Regions from separate parts of the Homo sapiens genome. Here all the other regions are linked to region 3. Evidence: read pairs that join two places in POLR2A ChIA-PET (ENCODE). Cell type or tissue: CD4-positive, alpha-beta T cell. All regions are shown on one strand. Each heading gives the region's core, and the rest is flanking DNA. Links, peaks and the distances in the headings are about the cores only. Region 1 overlaps LOC107984195 (a long non-coding RNA gene). Region 2 overlaps LOC107984195 (a long non-coding RNA gene). Region 3 overlaps LOC105376367 (a long non-coding RNA gene).

Evidence for each region. Peaks named below come from ENCODE experiments on the same cell type or tissue, not always from the same donor. Only the 100,000 strongest peaks of a DNase experiment are listed, where the experiment ranks them.
Region 1: POLR2A ChIA-PET joins it to region 3 with 5 read pairs; 2 of 35 experiments call an interaction of 5 or more read pairs at or near these places.
Region 2: POLR2A ChIA-PET joins it to region 3 with 5 read pairs; 3 of 35 experiments call an interaction of 5 or more read pairs at or near these places.

Annotation. Positions count from the first base shown.
Region 1 is chr10:4,027,649-4,033,996 of GRCh38, forward strand. LOC107984195 (a long non-coding RNA gene) reads left to right here. Exons shown (of 10, transcript NR_176060.1): 2 at 3,878-4,055. Among named protein-coding and RNA genes, the nearest start is that of MIR6078, 40 kb to the left of the region's middle. In CD4-positive, alpha-beta T cell, for the core only: no CTCF peak of the experiment used is centred there; no DNase peak of the experiment used is centred there.
Region 2 is chr10:4,070,883-4,077,230 of GRCh38, forward strand. All of the region lies in intron 4 of LOC107984195 (a long non-coding RNA gene), which reads left to right. Among named protein-coding and RNA genes, the nearest start is that of MIR6078, 83 kb to the left of the region's middle. In CD4-positive, alpha-beta T cell, for the core only: no CTCF peak of the experiment used is centred there; a DNase peak (open chromatin) is centred at 3,759; H3K4me3 peaks cover 1,084 bases; H3K27ac peaks cover 1,026 bases.
Region 3 is chr10:3,943,189-3,949,536 of GRCh38, forward strand. LOC105376367 (a long non-coding RNA gene) reads left to right here. Exons shown (of 3, transcript XR_930585.3): 1 at 1-26; 2 at 2,956-3,165; 3 at 5,321-6,169. Among named protein-coding and RNA genes, the nearest start is that of LINC02660, 34 kb to the left of the region's middle. In CD4-positive, alpha-beta T cell, for the core only: no CTCF peak of the experiment used is centred there; DNase peaks (open chromatin) are centred at 2,873 and 3,233; H3K4me3 peaks cover 1,118 bases; H3K27ac peaks cover 2,764 bases.

The DNA.
Region 1 (6,348 bases), core at 872-5,871, 84 kb after region 3:
TTTGCAAGGAAGACAGGTCCAAAATGAAGATGAGGAAACGGCCTGCATTTCTGAGGGGTTTATTTGCTTTTTTTTTTTTTGTTTTAAATCATTGCTGGTTCTACAGGTTTCCCTGTTGGAATTGCCCTTTGGGACTCTCAGGTCTGGATAGTTCTCTGAGGCTGATGAGCCTGCTGGGTGGTGGCAGCCTGGTGCCCCTGGTGCAGGCAGCCAAAGAACTGGAATCTGACTCAGGGGCAGAGAAATGGGTTAGTGGGTGAACCCAACATCTCTGCTCACTGTTGGTCCTTGAAGCTTTTCTTCATCTCATCATGGGGACCTCAACAAGGAAGGTGCCCAAGGCAAGGATGGTGGTGGGGGACCTGAGTGCCATCCCCACTTCTGGATCCAGTGTTCAAACACCCACAGTGGTGACATCATCTCTGCATCTGTACAGTGCACAGGGTGTGTGGTTAGAGCAGGAGTTGGAAGGAACGGGGAGGGAACAGTCATAGCTTCCAGTCCCATCTGCTTCTTGTCTCTATGCCCAGAACCTGACCCTGGAACAGGACTGAGCAGGTGCCTGTGTGCACAGAAGACCTTGTGTGAGTCCTTTGGTACCACGTTTGCTGCACGAATGTCTGAGACACCTCACAGTCGCTTGGTTCAGCCTCTCCCTCCTCTCTCCGCTGGGGAACATCATCCCTCATCACTGGAAGAAATTACAAGGATTGTGTAAACAATTACAAGTATTCTACAAACAGTGAGCATGCTGGTTTGGCCCATCTATTTGTAAGAAAAAACATGGGGTTTTATGGCAATGAGTTACAGCTCTGAACTCCTGGCACAATCACAAATATCCTCAGCACAAAACACCAAGTGTATGTCTCCCTTCTGTCCTAAAAGGGTAGTGTGTGCAACTCATTGATGGGGCTCCCATTTCATTTTTGAAAGATCTGCTCACTGATAATACCAGTGAGATTGTTTTCACCAAGATCTATGACATACAAATAAACTGTTGCTTCAAAAGCATCTAGCGGCCAATTGCTGATCATCCAAGTGACAAAAAGCTAACTACTTCATTCCTAATTATTACTGCACACTGCTCACAAGCATCTCTCAATCCGTTACCAATTTTATCCTTGACTCCTGATGAAACACAAATCTCTTTGATCAGGTTATCACATGGCATAGGTGCAATGGTGGTTGCTTCAGGGGAAATAATTTAATTCAAGTACTTTGCAGTTTGCTAGGTGCCCTGGGGCATAGTATTCTTTGGGCCTCCTAAGGTTCTGATGGTGATGAACTGATTTAACGTATAGAATAGTTTTTAAATGTGAAGTGCTACAGGGACCACTATGCAGGGAGCTGAAGGGCTATTGAGCTGGACACTTGAGCATTGGCTGCATTGAATGATAAATATTGCACAATATTTCTCTTCCTCAAAATAGAAAATGACAATGGAAAACTTTTAATAATGTCAACATTGGTGACTAGAAATACATATGTGCCTCCTTATGAAAGCAGGGGTGGTGACTGAATAGAATTGTTTTGTTTTTAGAGAACGATGTTTTTCTTTTTGTTTTTTCTTCTTTTATAGTATTTTACTTAAAAATCCAAGTAATAGTATTCTACTGTATTGCCTTGAAGAAGTAAATTGAGAAAAGTCAGAACACTTATGTATTTTTATTTAAAAACGAACGTTTTAGTCAGCACCCAATGCAACAAAAGCAAACTAGAAATTGCATGTCAGCAATAAAATAACCAGGTTCTTAGAAGGGCGGCCTAAGTCAGCTCTACAGATTCTCACCTTTGCTGATTTAGCCGCATGGAACCTAATTAATGGGTAGATTATACATTTGCTCAACAAGTATTAATGGAGGTACTTGAATGAACTGACAGGGCCCAGCCTTATGCAGTGGTCCTCAAAGGCTTGTTCATATCTTGATTTGGACATCAAAAGAGAAGGCCGTCGCAGGAAATCGGAGACCTTGAGCCTTTACATGTCCACCTCAGAGACTAGACGTAACTGCCTGCTAGAAATAGTGGCGTGAGGAATGCGAAAGGGAGAAGTTGTTTGAAGGATCTCAGACTCCATGCCGTGTACTTTGAAGATGAGCTTTAGAAATTGCACATCAATAGTTACTGCAGAAGGAGCAATAGGAACTGAGAACATCTCACGCGGCTTAGTGCGACCGATAAACACCAGCTGAAGCTTGTGTCCTGCACAATAAACCTTATTTGCTGATCTCTGAAGGTGCAAAGCAGGGCACTACTGCTCAGCAGCCTCTGATGACGGTGAGGAAGGCAGAATGGCGTTGGTGACATCTGCGTCCAGTAGGCCAGGCTCCAGAGATTCATGGTCCCAAGTGCAGATCCAAGTCCAGACGCTTGTAGGAAGCCTGCTCCCCGCTGCTGGGAAATCCCAAACTTAATTTTGCAGGCCTCCGAGATTTAGATAAGCGTTTGTTTATTTCAAGTAGCATCCTCAAGTCTGTACTCTGATCGGCACTACAAATATTTTACCAGACAATGATATGCTGTGTTTAAGTTGCATGTAAACACTGTGGAATCCATATTTATTTTAGTTTATTTCTTCCATTTGTTGATAGAGTGATGCAATAGGAAGATTCCTTCTTAAGAGGAAAAAATATTTTTGAATTAATTTTTATAACTTTAAATTAAGTCCACTTTAATAGAAACAATACCTTATTTAAAACCGTAAGTTATTCTTTGTAAAAATATTCTTCTCTTCATTTTCAAGCAATTGATATTACACACGAGGAGATCTCAAGTTAAACTTTTATTCCAAGAAATGAACTGAAGGGTTATTTAGTTTATTTTAGTTATTTGCTGTTACGTACTATGTGCCTCTGTTTCTAAATCATGATTGCTGCCTACAGATAGAAATATTTATTATAAACTAAGCAATAAGCTGCACAATTTGACCCATTTTGATTTTATGTATCTATTGGAAATGAATGGGATATACTGCCTAATTTGGAGGAAAGCTTGCTGATTAAATTCTAGTAATAGGGACTAGGCAGGCACTAGGAATAATAGTCTATGATAAATATAGAAGAAAACAATTTTAAAATCACTGAAAGTAAGTTAGTCATTTTAAAAAGGATACCACTGACATCAATTTCTAGTTTGTTGATTATGTCAAAGCAGTTTCCTGTGTCATTGTTGATCTCTTTAGAAAAATAAAGGAAAAAACCGATGTCAGGATATATTTTCAAAGGTAAATTATTTCCTTAATATTTTTGTCTCTTGGCCAGGCACCGCGGCTCACACCTATAATCCAAGCACTTTGGGAGGCAGAGGCAGGCAGATCACCTGAGCTCAGGAGTTCAAGGCCAGCCTGGCCAACATGGTGAAACCCTGTCTCTACTAAAAATACAAAAATTAGCTGAGCATGGTGGTGGGCGCCTGTAATCCCAGCTACTCAGGAGGCTGAGGCAGGAGAATAGCATGAAGCCGGGAGGCAGAGGTTGCAGTGAGCCAAGACAGCGCCATCGCACTGCATCCTGAGCAAGAGCGAAACTCTGTCTCAAAAAATATATGTGTGTGTGTGCATGTGTGTGTGTGTGTGTGTGTATATATATACGTATATATATATACGTATATATATACGTATATATATATACGTATATATATATACGTATATATACGTATATATATATACGTATATATATACACATACATATGTCTTTTACTTTTTACCCCATATTAATTTAAGCATCCACATTTTAATATGTCAGACAGAATATTGAATGCTTTTAGTTTTTTTCACTTTCTCTAACCCCTACATAAAGAAAAATATCTGCTTTTTGTAATACCTTTATATCTTCAGGGTAAAATAATTATTTAGTTCCAATCATCTTTGTACACAAAGATTTATATGTTAACAAGCTGAATTCCTGCTTCATCTGGAGGACTGCACAGTGTATCTGAGAGAGGATTTTCAGGAGGCCAGAAAATCAAGCTGGAGGGATTTTCAGCGTGTTGGGAGATTGCTACCTGTTTTAAGTCAGGCCATTGCCACGTCTTTTTCCCCACCTTGGAGACTTCAGGTAAATTGCTAAATTTCAGGTAAATTGCTAAAATTGTGCTCCATAAGACTTTTCCTACCAGGAAACTGGTAGATTTAATTAACAGGGATCCATAAGGAGATTCTATTCTCACTGGTTTGTGTTTTGAATCTGATGTCCAGTATTAGAGAATCATATTTCTACACTCTTAGGAAGCTGAGCTAAACATGTTTGGGGAATCTCATTTATCCATTGTTTAAGAGGGTTTCCAGCCAGCCAAGTGTTCAAATCAGGACAGTGAGAAGAGGCAGTGCTGAGGAGTACCCCAGGGGTCAAAGTTTGCATCCTGGCTGGCACTGTGCGTTCGAAATCAGGACCAAAAGACAGCTCTGTGTTGGAATGAAATGTCACTTGGACATTTTATATACTTTATCATATAGAGTTTCATATTATGCATTCTAATGCATAGAGATGGAGGTAGTCAAAGCAACATATTTTTGTAAGTATTTCTATTTCTGTGTTGAAACAGAGTGTTATGAGTTTTAGTAGTGGTGGTATTAGGCTGAGAGTGAGCCAGCAGAAGGTGTGCTAGTCAAGTCTCTTTGGTTGCATATAACTCAAACCAGATCATGTAAGGGTTAGGAAAGGAATGGGTCAAGAGAGGCACTGACTATAGGGACAATCAGATGCCAACAGGAATGAACTGCTGATTACTCAGATTTTGACTTCTGGGTTGGATTTTCTGTAAAACTACATTGGTTCATAGCTGCCAACATCTCTGGACTCCTAAAAGGACCTTTTTTTGGGACGGAATCTCACTCTGTCACCCAGGCTGGATCTCTGCTCACTACAGCCTCCACATCCTGGGTTCAAGCAATTCTACTGCCTCAGCCTCCTGAGTAGCGGGGACTACAGGCATGCGCCACAACGCCTGTATAATTTTTTTTTTTTAATTTTTAGTAGAGAAGGGATTTCGCCACATTGGCCATGCTGGCCTCGAACTCCTGACCTCAAGTGATCCACCCGCCTTGGCCTCCCAAAGTGCTAGGATTATAGGCATGAGCCACCACGCCTGGCCAGGACTTCTGAGTTTCAATTTGGAAATTTCAGAAAATCACAGGGCAGCTTCCCACTGGGACATGGCCCTGTGGCCCCTGCAGTGGACAGCTACCTTGGGGAGAGGGGCTGTTACTGCTCTGTTGTATGAAGTGCTTACCTTTCCTCCAATTACTATAGCCAGACAGGGGGACAGCAGAGGGTGAGGTGGAGGGTTGACTAGTCCAGTCCGGGATACCAGGACACCCTTGTGAGAAGGGGAGCCACTCCCTCTATTTCTCTCTGCAGCATATCAGAATGTCACTCATCTCCCACCACGCTTACCCAGGATTCACCATGCTGCTTTCTTGCCTGGCCTTGCTTGAGCGCTCTCTGGCCTCAGTATGCTCAGTGCACAGCATTAACTCCCATCTTCCAAGTCTTGACCATGCAATCAGAAGAGACATGGAGAACCTACCATGAGCCAGACACTTTTTCTACCCGTTTCCGTGCAATACTTCATTTTGGTTTTACAACATTCCTTCTGGGTAGGATGCACAGTTTATTTACATTTTATAGATAAAATTATTGAGGTGTCAAAAGGCTGAGTGGTTTTCCCAAAGCTACAACCTTGTACATTTTGGAGACAGGCCTGAAACTGTTGGAGGGGTTCAGAGCCCACCTCCTTCTCTTCAGCATCACTATGCACCACGGCTGGGCCAGCCCTGGTCTTGAGTCTCGTAGAAGGTCTCTATTTGCATTAAATGTTAACAAGAAGCCGTCATAGAAGATCCTCCTTCTGTTGGTTTCTTTTCTGCTTGGACTCTGGCATAGTAAAAAAATTCACACACAACTCATTTTGAAAAACCAAATGAAACAAAACAAAGGTCCTCTTAGTCATAGCATCAAAACTGAAAGTTAGTGAAGGGCTTAGAAATTCACCCTGACTTTACACAGGAGGTAATAGCCACTGGGAATACCGAGTAACTCCCCTTCCACCCACACCAGATGGTTTCTGGTGGAGCCAGGACAGCGCTCCTGCCCCAGGACCTCAGGACGAGGACGAAGTCCTGGGCTCTGTTGGAACACAGCATAGGATAATTCTCACAGCTGGGTGGGCCTGGGAGGCAGGAGGCAGATGTGTGCTGAGGGCCACCTGCCAGATTTAGAGATGGAGCACGGATGGATTGAGAAGAGGTTCTGAGACAGAAGTATTGCTCTAAGGATCTGGCGTAGACAAATAGACCCTCCTTGGAAAGATGAGTGGCCCTGGGGTTGTCCCCAAATCTCTGGACCAGCC
Region 2 (6,348 bases), core at 680-5,679, 130 kb after region 3:
ACAGCCCAAAAGTCTCTTCCATCAGCCTTGTTTGGGTTCCATGAGATGATTTTTTACAGCTTTCAAAAGGCCAAATTACTAAAACCCTCCATTGTAAACATGGGCTCTAGTAAGAGTAAACCAGACCCACCTCCACCAGCTTTCAGCACAGCTCTAGAGCAAGGCCAAGAGAAGCATCTGCCGCAGCCAAGCCCACCTATGTACTAAGCCATGCAGCCACCCACTGCCTCACCCACCTATGTGCTGAGCCACGCAGACGCCCACTGCCTTATCTTAAGTCCTAGGGTGGAAGGTTCTAATCACAGCCAGCCCTTCACCATTCTCAACAGACTTTAATGACCCACAGGAAGCTCCATGATCAAGTCTTCTTCTGCCCTCTTTCTCTAACTGCAAAAAGACTGCATAAGATCAGAAGCATGACAGAAAACATCCACAGGGGCATTTCTGATGTTTTTCTGCGCATGGTTTCTGGTGGTCTGCATTGGATAATCTTAAAGGTTTCAGTAGACATCTAAAAATATGAAAGCATCCTGTGGAGGAATTCCAGAGGCTTGCATTTCTTTTCCCGCATTCTTCTGTAGAGATTCCTTCCACGTTTGCTGTGTTTGTGTGTGTGTTTGGATGTATGGCAGGGAAACTTCAAGCTTCTTTGAATTATTTTGCGTTTCCTGCCCTGATAGAGCTGCTACAGGGAACGCTGGGCAGCCATTCACATTCGCGATGTGCTCCAGTGCTCTTCAAAGCATAGTGGAAAACAAAACGGGAAAACCTTCCATTCATGTTTTATTATCACCATGTCTGAATTTCTAAAAGCTGAGGTGTTGTCTTTTATCATGCCTTCTATGAAACACACAACATATGGATCTGTTCATGAGATGTAAAATTTGACAATACAATTTCTTAGCTTTTTATAGAAACCTGACTGTAAAGAAACCATTTTTGGCCGGGCACAGTGGCTTACCCCTGTAATCCCAGCACTTTGGGAGGCCAAGGTGGGCAGATCACTTGATGTCAGAAGTTCAAGACCAGCCTGGCCAGCATGGCGAAACCCCATCTCTACTAAAAATACAAAAATTAGCTGAGCATGATGGTGCATGCCTGTAATCCCAGCTACTTGGGAGGCTGAGGCAAGAGAATTGCTTGCACCCAGGAGGTGGAGGTTGCAGTGAGATGAGATCGTGCCACTGCACTCCAGCCTAGGTGACAGAGTGAGACTCCACCTCCAAAAAAAAAAAAAAAAGACACCATTTTTGGAGTTTTAATTTTATATTTTAAAACTTTGTCAAAGTTTTCAATTGTTTATCATTTTTGAAAGGATTTTCAGCTGGATGCAGTGGCTCACGCCTGTAATCTCGGCACTTTGGGAAGCCAAGGTGGGCAGATCACTTGAGCTCAGGAGTTCAAGACCAGCCTGGCCAACATGGTGAAACTCCAACTCTGTCAAAAATACAAAAATTATCTGGGTGTGGTGGCACATGCCTGTAATCCCAGCTACTTGGGAGGCTGAGACAGGAAAATGTCTTGAACATGAAAGGTGGAGGTTGTAGCGAGCTGAGGTTGCACCACCGCACTCCAGTCTGGGTGACAGAGTGAGACTCTGTCTCAAAAAAAAAAAAAAAAGTTGTGTTTTTTTTTCCCCAATCATCCCACCCTCCACCATGACCAACCCAAAAAATCAGGAATATTTGGAAAATAAACAGGCATTCAACTGATGCAGGACAGGCCAGCCCCAAAGCTGGGGCTTAGCCCAGGAGGGTTCTGGGCTTAGCCCACGAAAGGGAGGCAGAAAGAGAAATAGAAATGGAATCTCTCCCATTTCCCCTGTGCCATTTGAAACTGCCCAAGGGGATAAGTCATCAAATATTCTTGGCAATGACAGATATGGTTGAAATAAAGTTGTAGAAAGAAGAACAGTTTCATCTTAGCATCGAGAATACTGATCATAATTCACAATGCAGTTGCCCCTCCATCACAGGAATGCTCTTTCTGGGATGTGAACTTGGTCTACTCTTGGCTTCTCTCTGCATCCCTGGGCATGTTCTCGGGCACTGACCCTTAGGCTTGCACTGACTCACATCGTGCGGTGAAATCTTCTCCAACACTGCATCTGGAAGCATGGGTCTGCCCCAGCAGAGACCAGTGGGTGACCGATACTGACCCATCACTGACAGATTATTTCATTTGCTTTACCAAAAGCCTTTTTGTTTTACCTCTAGCTCTTTCTAGATGACCTATTAAGTAATAATTGTACCTTTGTAGCTCCCCAGACATGCTTTGTTCTTATCACAAAGACCACATAAAAATATGTAGGTTAGAAAGATTCCTTTGTCCTATTGAATGTCAGATTTAACTCCTTTATTAGAACCATAGCTTTTACTTCTTTAAGCTTTTATTTAAGCTTGCTTGAGTTAGATTTCTATTACTTACCACCGAAAAAAAGGTGTGATTATATATCTTACCTTACCTGATGTTTCCTCTCTTTGAATCCCTTTAACATTCTAATGGATTGGGCCCCTGACTGATTCACGTGAGAAATTATGCAAGGATATAGAGTCATTATAACAACCTTTCCCAGAATTTTTTTTTGGTAAATAATGTATGGTGTTTATTGCAGCCCCTTCTTTCTTTTCTTTAAATATGATAGTGAAAGACTCTAGAGGAAACATATCCACTTCCTAAAGGTAGGACAATGGGCTGAACAGCTTAAGTGTCACAGTCGTTCTTTAAATCTTGGTGTTCTGAAGATTTTTAAAGGCCCATTTAAACCCTCCCATTGAGTACCTAAAATGGCGAGAGTTCTATGTTGTCTGTACGACATCCATTTATTGTCAGTATCTGTTTAGTCTATACAGTTTTCTGATAGTGCTTTGGGAAACCATGTAATATCATGTATGACACGATGCAACATAAACATTCTTCCTAGGGCCTTTTATGCTCATGAATCATGGTGCTTTGCTGAGGAATGGAGGGAAGAACATATTGAGAGGGACTGGAGCTTTTGCTTCTATGTGTGCATTCATCTATCATTCCTCTATCTATCATTTTCCTTCCTTCCTTGAAGATATTGAGCATTCACCAAGAATCCAGAGAGAAGCTTAGTCAGAAGGAATAAAAAACACCACTGGGAGGTGGCACTCCAAATTATTTCCCAAATGCAATCTAACAGGAAGTGGAATAATTCCCATAAATGGAGTTGAGATCCAGTGTTTTCTAAAGGTCTGGTGAGGACAAGCCTGGTTACTCAGCAGGCAACAGAGGCATCACTTGAGGCCATTGCAGCCCAGCTTTGGAAGCCTGGATGAATGTGTCAGTCCAGAAGCTGCCGCCAGAAGTCACACCCAGAGGGGCAGCTTAGAACAACACATGGCAAGAAAAGCTGCTTTTAAAAACTGGAGGCATGGATGACTTCTATAGGCCTCTGCTGAGAGCAAATGCCTTATCAGGTTGGGGAGAGATGCTTAGAGAAAGATAGTGCAGTAAAAAGTCAATATTAAATTGTTTTTCTCTGAAGTGTCCAATTAGATGACTTTGAACAATTGTATATATTCATGTTAGCAAAGCCCAGAATGAGATAAGGGACTTTTTCATTTTCTTAGAAAGTTCCTTCATGGACTCTTCAAACACTGCCTGTGCCTGCATTTGTATTTCATATCAACAGAATCACACCATGTGCACTTTACGTATGACTCCTTTGATTTAACATAGTGAGCTTGAGATTCATCAGGGTGGCTGCCTGTGCATGTGGCTTGTCTTCACTGCTGGCTTGTTCCGGTGAGTGTTTGTCCCAGTTTGCTGATCTCATGACCACTTAGTGCACATGGGGTTGTTTCAGGTTGGGGATATAAGGCACAGGCTTAGGGTGGAGCTTCGTCTCACCCTTTGGATACTCAGGGCTGTGATTGCTCCCTGTGGAGGTGCTTGGCCCAGTCTATGGGTAGGTAAGAAAATTGTAAGCTGCACCCAAAAGGATAGGATGTTTCAGGTGCAGACAGGGTGGGAAAGAAATGCTCCCGGCAGAGGCACACCAGTGTTCCCAGTGCTGAAGCTGGCAAGTCAAGGCACATTCCAGAAACCCAGACAGTGAGCAAGGCCAGAGCTGAGTGTGCAGAGGGGAACGCATGAAGATACAGATAGAGAGGTAAAAAGGAACCAGGCCATGGAGAGCCAGGCGCCCGGAGGCAAGGGAAGGCATTTGAACTTGATTCCCAGGGCAATGACAAGCAACTGAAGTGTTTTAAGTGAGGAAATTATTTGATTCGATTTTCCATTATAGAAAGCTAACAGTTAGGTTACTTTCTGTTTATTTTCTTGTGGTTTTCTCTGGGTATATAGTAAGACTGTTTCACTTTCCTGTTGTTATACATTAAATTTTGTCCCCCTGCCCCCGCAAAAAAAAAACATATATTGGAGTCCTAACCCCCAATACCTCAGAATGTGATTTTATTTGGAGATTGGGTCTTCACAGAGGTAATCAAATTAAAAGAGGTCAGGATGCTTGAGCCGGGGAGGCAGAGGTTGCAGTGAGCTGATAATGTACCACTGCACTCCAGCCTGGGCAGCAGAGCAAGAACCTGTTGCAAATAAAATGAAATAAAGAGGTCGTGAAGGTGAGCCCTAATCCAATATGACTGACGTCCTTAGAAAAAGGGCAAATTCAGACACAGAGACAGACATGCACACACCCACAGGGAACAGGCAGAGTTCAGAGTGATGCTTCCCCAGGCCAAGGAATGAAACAGATCATCAACAAACCATGAGAAGCCAGGAGAGAGCTATGAACAGATTCTCCTGCACACCCTCGGGAAGAGCCAACCCTGCTGACACCTTGATCTTGGACTTCCAGCCTCCGGAACTGTGAGACAATAAACTTCGGTTCTTCTAAGACATTCAGTTTGTGGTACTACATGAAAGCAGCCCCAGAAAACTAAGACACCCGCCCCTCCTTTCCCTTCCGTTCCTTTTAGTTAGGATGACCTAAGAAGAAAATGCTCTCACAAATACAAGTTCTCTGAAAGGATGATCTTTACTGGCAGTCATTTCTTGAGATCCCTGTGAGTTATTGAGATAACACTAGTTCCTTGGAGATTTTGTGTGTTGAACACATACCTGTTTATACCATTAGGTGTTGAACGGCATTGGGGTTCAAACTTTGGATGGACTCTTTCAGAGACATGAATTTGTTTAGTGCTTAGATATAGTGAGAGCTTTTCCAGAAGATGCAGGCATAGGAAACACAGACCTGAAAGGGATGTGACAGTCCTGACTCTTATGTATTTATTTATTTATTTATTTTGAGATGGAGTCTCCCTCTGTCACCCAGTCTGGAGTGCAGTGGCATGATCTCAGCTCACTGCAACCTCCTCCTCCTGGGTTCAAGTGATTCTCCTGCCTCAGCCTCCTGAGTAGCTGGGATTAGAGGCACTTGCCATCAAACCCAGATAATTTTTGTATTTTTGGTAGAGACAGGGTTTCATCATATTGGCCAGGCTGGTCTCGAACTCCTGACCCCAAGTGATCTGACGCCTTGGCCTCCCAGAATGCTGGGATTACAGACATGAGCCACCACACCCTGCCGACAGTCCTTACTCTTAATCCAGATAAGTCTGAGGCTCAACTCCCACCTTCAAGCGTCTTAACCATTGACTCTCCATCCTGAAGAATTCTTCAAAAGAAGCTGAAACCTCCCTGAGAAGTTCAATTTTATTTTCAGAGAATACTGGCCATTATAGAAGGTCCTTCCTTGTATTAGCCAGAAAATCTATTTGTGCACAGCCTGAGCTATTCCTCCCAGTTCTGTTTTGTGGCCCCAGAACAAGCAGGGTTCATCGTTGTCATGGCAAATTGCTGGCTATCTGAAGTTAGGTATCAGGTGCCTCTAAACTTCTCTTTCTGAGATCAAAGACTTAGACTTTCTTTAGTCATCTTGTGCCATACACTCCCTTGTCCTCTCTTTAGTTCTGTTTTTCTCTGAACAGGTCCCAGAGCCAGGGTTCTGATTCGATTGTCTGCTCAGAAATGAACATGATCTTTGGTTGGCTGTCTGAGTGGCACTCAGTGGCCCAGACATCTCCTGTCTTGTTCTGCTTCCATATTTCCATTAATCTAACTCTGGCTTATATCGAGTGTTTTGGTGTACGTATCTCAAAGCTGACTTAAACTGAATTTGGAATGATTGCAGTCTAACCCAGACAGATACGACTGTTAAAACTACTGAACAGAGGCACTCTGGCTGGAGTCCGAGAGGCAAGCCTCATGGCACAGGCGGCAATGCCAGCTGCTTGCATGCGACAATAGCAACTTCCTCACTTAATCCTCAGCCTCCAAGCTCTATTCCTACCTAACGGCCCA
Region 3 (6,348 bases), core at 851-5,850:
GGAGACGAAAATGTTTCAGGAGAAAGGTACTGAGCAACCAAGGGGCTTAATGCTGCTAGGTCAAGCAGATTCAGAAGTGAGATGCCACTGCTGGCTCTGGAATCGTGGTGTCCCTGGGGCTTGGCTGGCCAGAGCAGTTTCCCTGGGACATGGCCAGAGCAGACTTTTGGAGTGGGTGGGGGGTCGGAGAGGACAAGGAAAGGTGATTCCCTAAGGGGTGAGCGCATGAAGATTAGCAAAGTCGTGGGACTGTGGAGAGAGGTGTGTGTGCAGTGACACTGGGTCTTCCTCTGTTTTGTTTAAATGACAGAGGTTACTAAGCCACGTGGGTTTGTAGATGGTGATGCTAGAGAAGAGGGACACTCATCCTGCAGAAGGGGAAGGAAAATTATCAGTCACGTTCTTGAGAAGACAAGGAGCGCTTGGCTGGGCTGAAAACGCAAGGGGAGGATAGGACCTTTGCCGAGGGCAGGACGACTTACAGTGACACGAGGAAGGCACGAGTGAGGGTAGCAACGCCGTGTGCAGGCAGTCACAGTGTTGGAAAAACCAGGATGTTCCTAAACAAATCTTTTCACTTTCTAATGGAGTGTGAGGAAGGATTGTTAGCAGAGAGTGTGTACCTCTGTTGGGGAGGCCTGTGGAGTGAGGCAGAGACAGTGAAGGTGCAGGGAGCTGCAGGTGGGAGTGTGGGTGCACCTAAGATCAGGGCCTGAACAAAGTGAAGCTGTCATCACAGTGGCAGGAAGGGGGAGGCTACCTTCCCTTCCTGATTCCACTGCTGAGTTACAGGCATGGTTGGGAGCCTAATCCTAACCCTAACCCTAACCCTAACCCTAAACCTAACCCTAACCCTAAACCCTGACCATAACCCTGAAGCCTTACTATGACCCTAACCTTAACCCTAATGCTTAACCCTAACCCCAACTCCAACCCCTAAGCTTTAACCCTAACCCCTAACCCTAACCTCTAACCCTAACCCTAATGCTAACCCTCGGTGGGTGTGGATGACATTTTGACCAGGGTTGGGATTTGCCAGGGGAGTTCAGCCAGAGAGAGTTGGGCAAGGTGAGATGAATAATATTTCAGCTAGGATCAGATCAGGTTCTTCTCCAAGTAACAAAGACCAAAACTAAAGGGTCTTGAATACAATTGAAGGGTTTTTGTTATTATTATTCTTTTTTGTTTTTTGAGACAGAGTCTCACTCTGTCACCCAGGCTGGACTACAATGGTGCGATCTTGGCTCACTGCAACCTCTGCCCCCTGGGTTCAAGCAGTTCTCCTGCCTCAGCCTCCTGAGTAGCTGGGATTATAGGTGTGCACCATCACACCCAGCTTTTTTTTTTTTTTTTTTTTTTTTTTTGTATTTTTAGTAGAGACAGGGTTTTGCCATGTTGGCAAGGCTGATCTCAAACTCCTGACCTCAGGTGATCCAACCTCCCCAGCCTCCAAAAGTGTTGGGATTACAGATGTGAGCCACAGCACCCAGCCTGTTGTTGTTTCTTTCACATTAAAATCAGGAGGTGGGTGACCAACACAGAGTAGGGCAGCCCAGGTACATGTGTTCCTGAGACACCCAGACTCTGCCATCCCTAACTTTTACCCTCATGGCCCAAAGAGGCGCCCAGAGCACCAGCCATCACATCCACGTTCCAAGCAGCAGGATAAGAAGGGACACAAAAATGAAGTGGAAAAGACATGTTTTAAGGGATATTCCTGGAAACCATCAAATGACACTTTCCTTCATGGTTAGCTTCAATATAGAGAATCTATTCTGCCCAGTCATTTGTCAAGATAAACCTGGGGGCTCTATTTCTATGGAACATCAGTAGGAAGGGCAGGGAGGGGAAACCACTCATCTTCTTAGGGAAGATAACAGTGGGTGAGGAGAAAGAATGAGGCTGATGGATTGAGGCATCGGTGAGTTCAAAGATTTGCTCCAGCTGAAGTACAAGATTCCAGGAAGAAGAGATTGTGGTGGACAGGCCTGGGGCCTGCAAAGCTGACATTCTGGTAGCAGCGTTTGGAGTCACAGAAGGGAAGTTATTGGAGGTAAAGAGGCCCATGGGCCCTGGCGGGACTCATGGAGAGCCTGGAAAGAAGTGAGTGTGGGAGGAACATTTTCTCAAAGCGGCCTCTGGTGTTTAGAATGGAAGGAATTTTGGATTCCCCTCTGTCGTCATCCAGCTAAAAATTTTGAAGACTTTTTTTTTTTTTTTTTTGAGATGGAGTCTTGCTCTTGTTGCCCAGGCTGGAGTGCAATGGCACAATCTCGGCTCACCACAACCTCCACCTCCCCGGTTCAAGCGATTCTCCTGCCTCAGTCCCCTGAGTAGCTGGGATTACAGGCATGCACCACCACACCCAGCTAATTTTGTATTTTTAGTAGAGACAGGGGTTCTCCATGTTGATCAGGCTGGTCTCGAACTCCCGACCTCAGGCGATCCGCCCGCCTCGGTCTCTCAAAGTGCTGGGATTACAGGCATGAGCCACCGCGCCCGGCCCACTGAAGACATTTTAATTGTGCATTCATTCACTCAGCAGACATTTATTGAGTTCTAAATATTCTGCTAAGCCTTAAAAATCCGTTAATGAGAGAGCCTTCACCTCTGGTTAACAGACATTGCCAGTTAAACAGACGCTATCAGCCTTGTCCCCCAGCCAGTAGTCAAAGCTGTTGTTAACAACAGTTGCCATCACAACTGATTTTAAAGTTAAACATTCCATCCATTTCTCTAGATATCAAAGGCACACCGTAATAAACTCATCTAGATGCTGCTGTATGGACGGTCACTTTTGCTAACTGATTGAGTTTCGCAGAAGCCCTTGTGTGCTACTGTCACAGCCTTGACTGGCAATTTGTGTGAATACCTGACTCTGAGTCACAGGACGGAACGGATGGATATGTGGTTTTCATCTGACAATTTATTTTTGTGGTGGTTCACTCACTACAGGGCTTTTCAACTGGTGCATAATTTAGGTTAAAGTTTCTGAGCAGCTCTGGACTGCAAAAGGGCCTCCCTTCACTGAGCAGATGTATATGACCCCGTGCTTCTCCGATTCATACCAAACTTCAGAGAAACTCCGGGAAAGGTTCCTTCTGTATTTATGGATGAGAATTATGTGAAGCCTCTACAACCATCGTAGTTCATATCTCCAGAGAGGTAAAGGAATGCTAACAGAACAAGTCACTGAAAAGGGAGACTTGGCCAGTGACAATCAGGCTTCTCAGCTTCCACAGTGGCTGCAAACCAGTTTGAGCAGATTTCTGTTTGGCCCTTTCTCGGTAGGCTCTACCTCATGAACACCAACCTTTGCATCTGGCACGCTCCTTTTTCAAAGGCATGTCATAGCGGTAAAATAATTTAGTTGCAAAGTAGAGTTCTAAAATAGAATACAGTAGAATTTAATAGATTAAGACATTGTGGAATATATTATAATTGAATAGTAGGGATAAAATAGAAAATATCGGAGACTGTGTCTTGCAACATGAGTAAGAGGAGTTTGATGAAATTAGGTGGGAAATCAAAATTCTAGCCAATTGAGGACCAGGGTGGGGTTTAAAGGGAGCAGTCGCTGTCTATACAAATTTCTTATTCCTGTTTTATATAGAAACTGGGAGATTTTCCCCCCTCTCTTCCTTTCTTCTTTTATCTTTTCTTCCTTCATTTCTTTCATTTTTAAACTTTCATTCTTTTTTCTGTTCTTTTTATCCATCCCCCCCCTCCCTTTCCCTCCCTCCTTGCTTTTTTTCTTTCCTTCCTTCCTTTTTCTCTTTTCTTTTTCTTTCTTTCTTTCTTTCTTTCCTTCCTTCCTTATTTCTTTTCTTTCTTTCTTTTCTTCTTTCTTTCCCTCCCTCCCTCTCTCCTTCCTTCCTTTCTTCCTTCCCTAGCTCCCTCCCTCTTTCTTTCTCTTTCTTTCTTTTTCTCTCTCTCTCTCTCTCTCTTCCTCCACCTCTCTCTTTCTCTTTTAATGAGTCACAGAAAAAAAATCTTTTTAATCTTCTTTTTCCTTTTGTGCTGTGATTTTTAACACCCAATTCTAAGAAAGCTCTGTAATCTTTAGGAATTAGGGATACAGCTTCCAGTAAACTTTCTTTCATTTAGTTACAAATAATTCAATTATAAACCTCAAAGTTTCTGGTTTCTCCGTGTTAGACTCTACTACCTTTGCAGACCACTAAGCCTTTGTTTTAAAAGTCATTTTACAGCTATATCCCCTCTCCCAAAAATAAAATAAAAATTTATTTTTACAAGTCTAATAATAAGTGTTTGAATCAAATTCACTGACCTGCAAAGCAAACTAGAATAAGAACTGAATTTAAAATTCAGAGAAAAGAAGCAGTGGTGTATCAGAGAAAAGGATAGAGATACGTTAGAACAAAAGCAGACAGTTCTTGTCCTTATGGAGTTTACAGTCAAGAAGGAAAAGCACACGAAGTGAAGAACTGGAAAGACAAATGTGCTGGTACTGATGGGGGAGGCTGCACATAAATGGGGCAGGGAATGTCGGGGGAAAACTCTCTGACTTTTCCTCTTATGGTTGCGTAAACCTAAAACTTCTCTAAAGCATAAAATCAGCCAGGCATGGTGGCTAATGCCTATAATACCAGCACTTTGGGAGGCCAAGGCGGGCGGATCACTTGAGCCCAGGAGTTCAAGACCAGCCTAAGCAATATGGTGAAACCCTGTCTCTACAAAAAATACAAAAATTAGCCAGGTGTGGTGGCATGAGCCTGTAGCCCCAGTTACTTGGGAGTGTGAGGCAGGATGATCGCTTGAGAGGTGGAGGTGGAAGTTGCAATGAGCTATGATCAGACCACTGTACTCCAGCCTGGGGACAGAGCCAGACACTGTCTTAATAAAATAAAATAAAATAAATAAAAAGAATAAAATCTATTAAAATGAAAACAAACAAAAAATAGCAACAGCAAAAAAAAAAATGTAAAACTATAATCATGAAAGAAACATAGAGAGGAGCCAGAAAGGGGTGTATTTTGGTGACCTGACCTAATTTTTTCTGTGGAAGCTCGGATCTAAATGAAGAGTTAGTGTTGGCCAGGCAAATGGCTCAATGTTCTGGACACAGGCAAGGTCATGCCCAGAGCCCAGCGGTAGGAGAGGATGGGGCTTGGCACGTTGGAGGATGACCAGGGGGCCAGTCCGGTGGGATGTGGAGAGGGTGGAAGGGAGGCTGAGGGAGGTGGCACTAAATTGGGGCTAACAGCGATGGGCGATTATCAGAGATTTTTAAGAAGGTAAATGCTCTAATAACATTGACTTTTTTAAAACAGTTTGCCCCACTGTGTTTTATTTACAGAGGTATAATTTGCAGTGAAGTGCACAAATCAGTGAAATTTTACGTATGCAACCTTTATCACTCACCACCCAAACCAGAGTGGTGTCTTCCCAACACCCCAGGGCCTCTAGTCCTTTTCCAGCGTTGCCTGAAGACACAAACTACTGATGGCTGCATCCACATGACTGACTTCAAACACAGCACGCTGCAGGAGAAAAGCCGGATACGCGCGTGGAAAGTGGGTGGCTCCACCACCCTGCTGTTCAGGTTTTCTTTCTGAAAGTTCTTTTGGCTTTATTATGGAATAGAGGTTACAGAAAGGCAAAAGCTTTGGCCGTAGCGGGTGGGAAGATCTTCCTTACCCTGGAGGAGGAAGTAGGGTCTCCGTAATGTATGTGTGGTACTCAGGGCTCCCGGCAGCCCGAAGCCAGAGTGTGTCCTCACCCTGCCCCGGGTCAGCCCTGTGACCTGGAGGGAGCAACTGAAAAGCTCTGGGCCTCGGATTCCTCATCTGTGAAATGGGGATGCTAACAGTGCTACCTCCTCTGGTTGGTTTGTGGCAGAGGACACATGAGGCAACCTGTGTAAAATGCTTGGAGGGTGGCCAGTGTGGTTACCATGGAGATTGACTGGTACCGTCTTCCACATCCTGTGTTGACTAAGCGCGCACACCAGAATACAGTTCCAAACGATTATCAAACATGAATACAATTCAGAAAATAAACATGCAGCAAAACTTGCCATAAAGATTGCATGAAACTATCACTTTAAGAAAAATACATTAAAAATTACCTTAAATACCGAAAAGTACTTTTGTAAGTAAGGATCAGTCCAATAAATTTAACCTGTATTTGAATCAGTGTAAAACAACTTGGTTTATAATTTTGTCTTCATCGAGTGGGGGTGACTTTTGTAGCTTCTGTCACTGCTGCCTGGAGTATAGAATTAAACACCTTTTTGCAGAAAAAGCCTCCAGCTGTTTTTTTTTTTTTTTTTTTTTTTTTTACTCTCAGATAATATGGGGTGATTTTTAAAAGACCTGAGACACA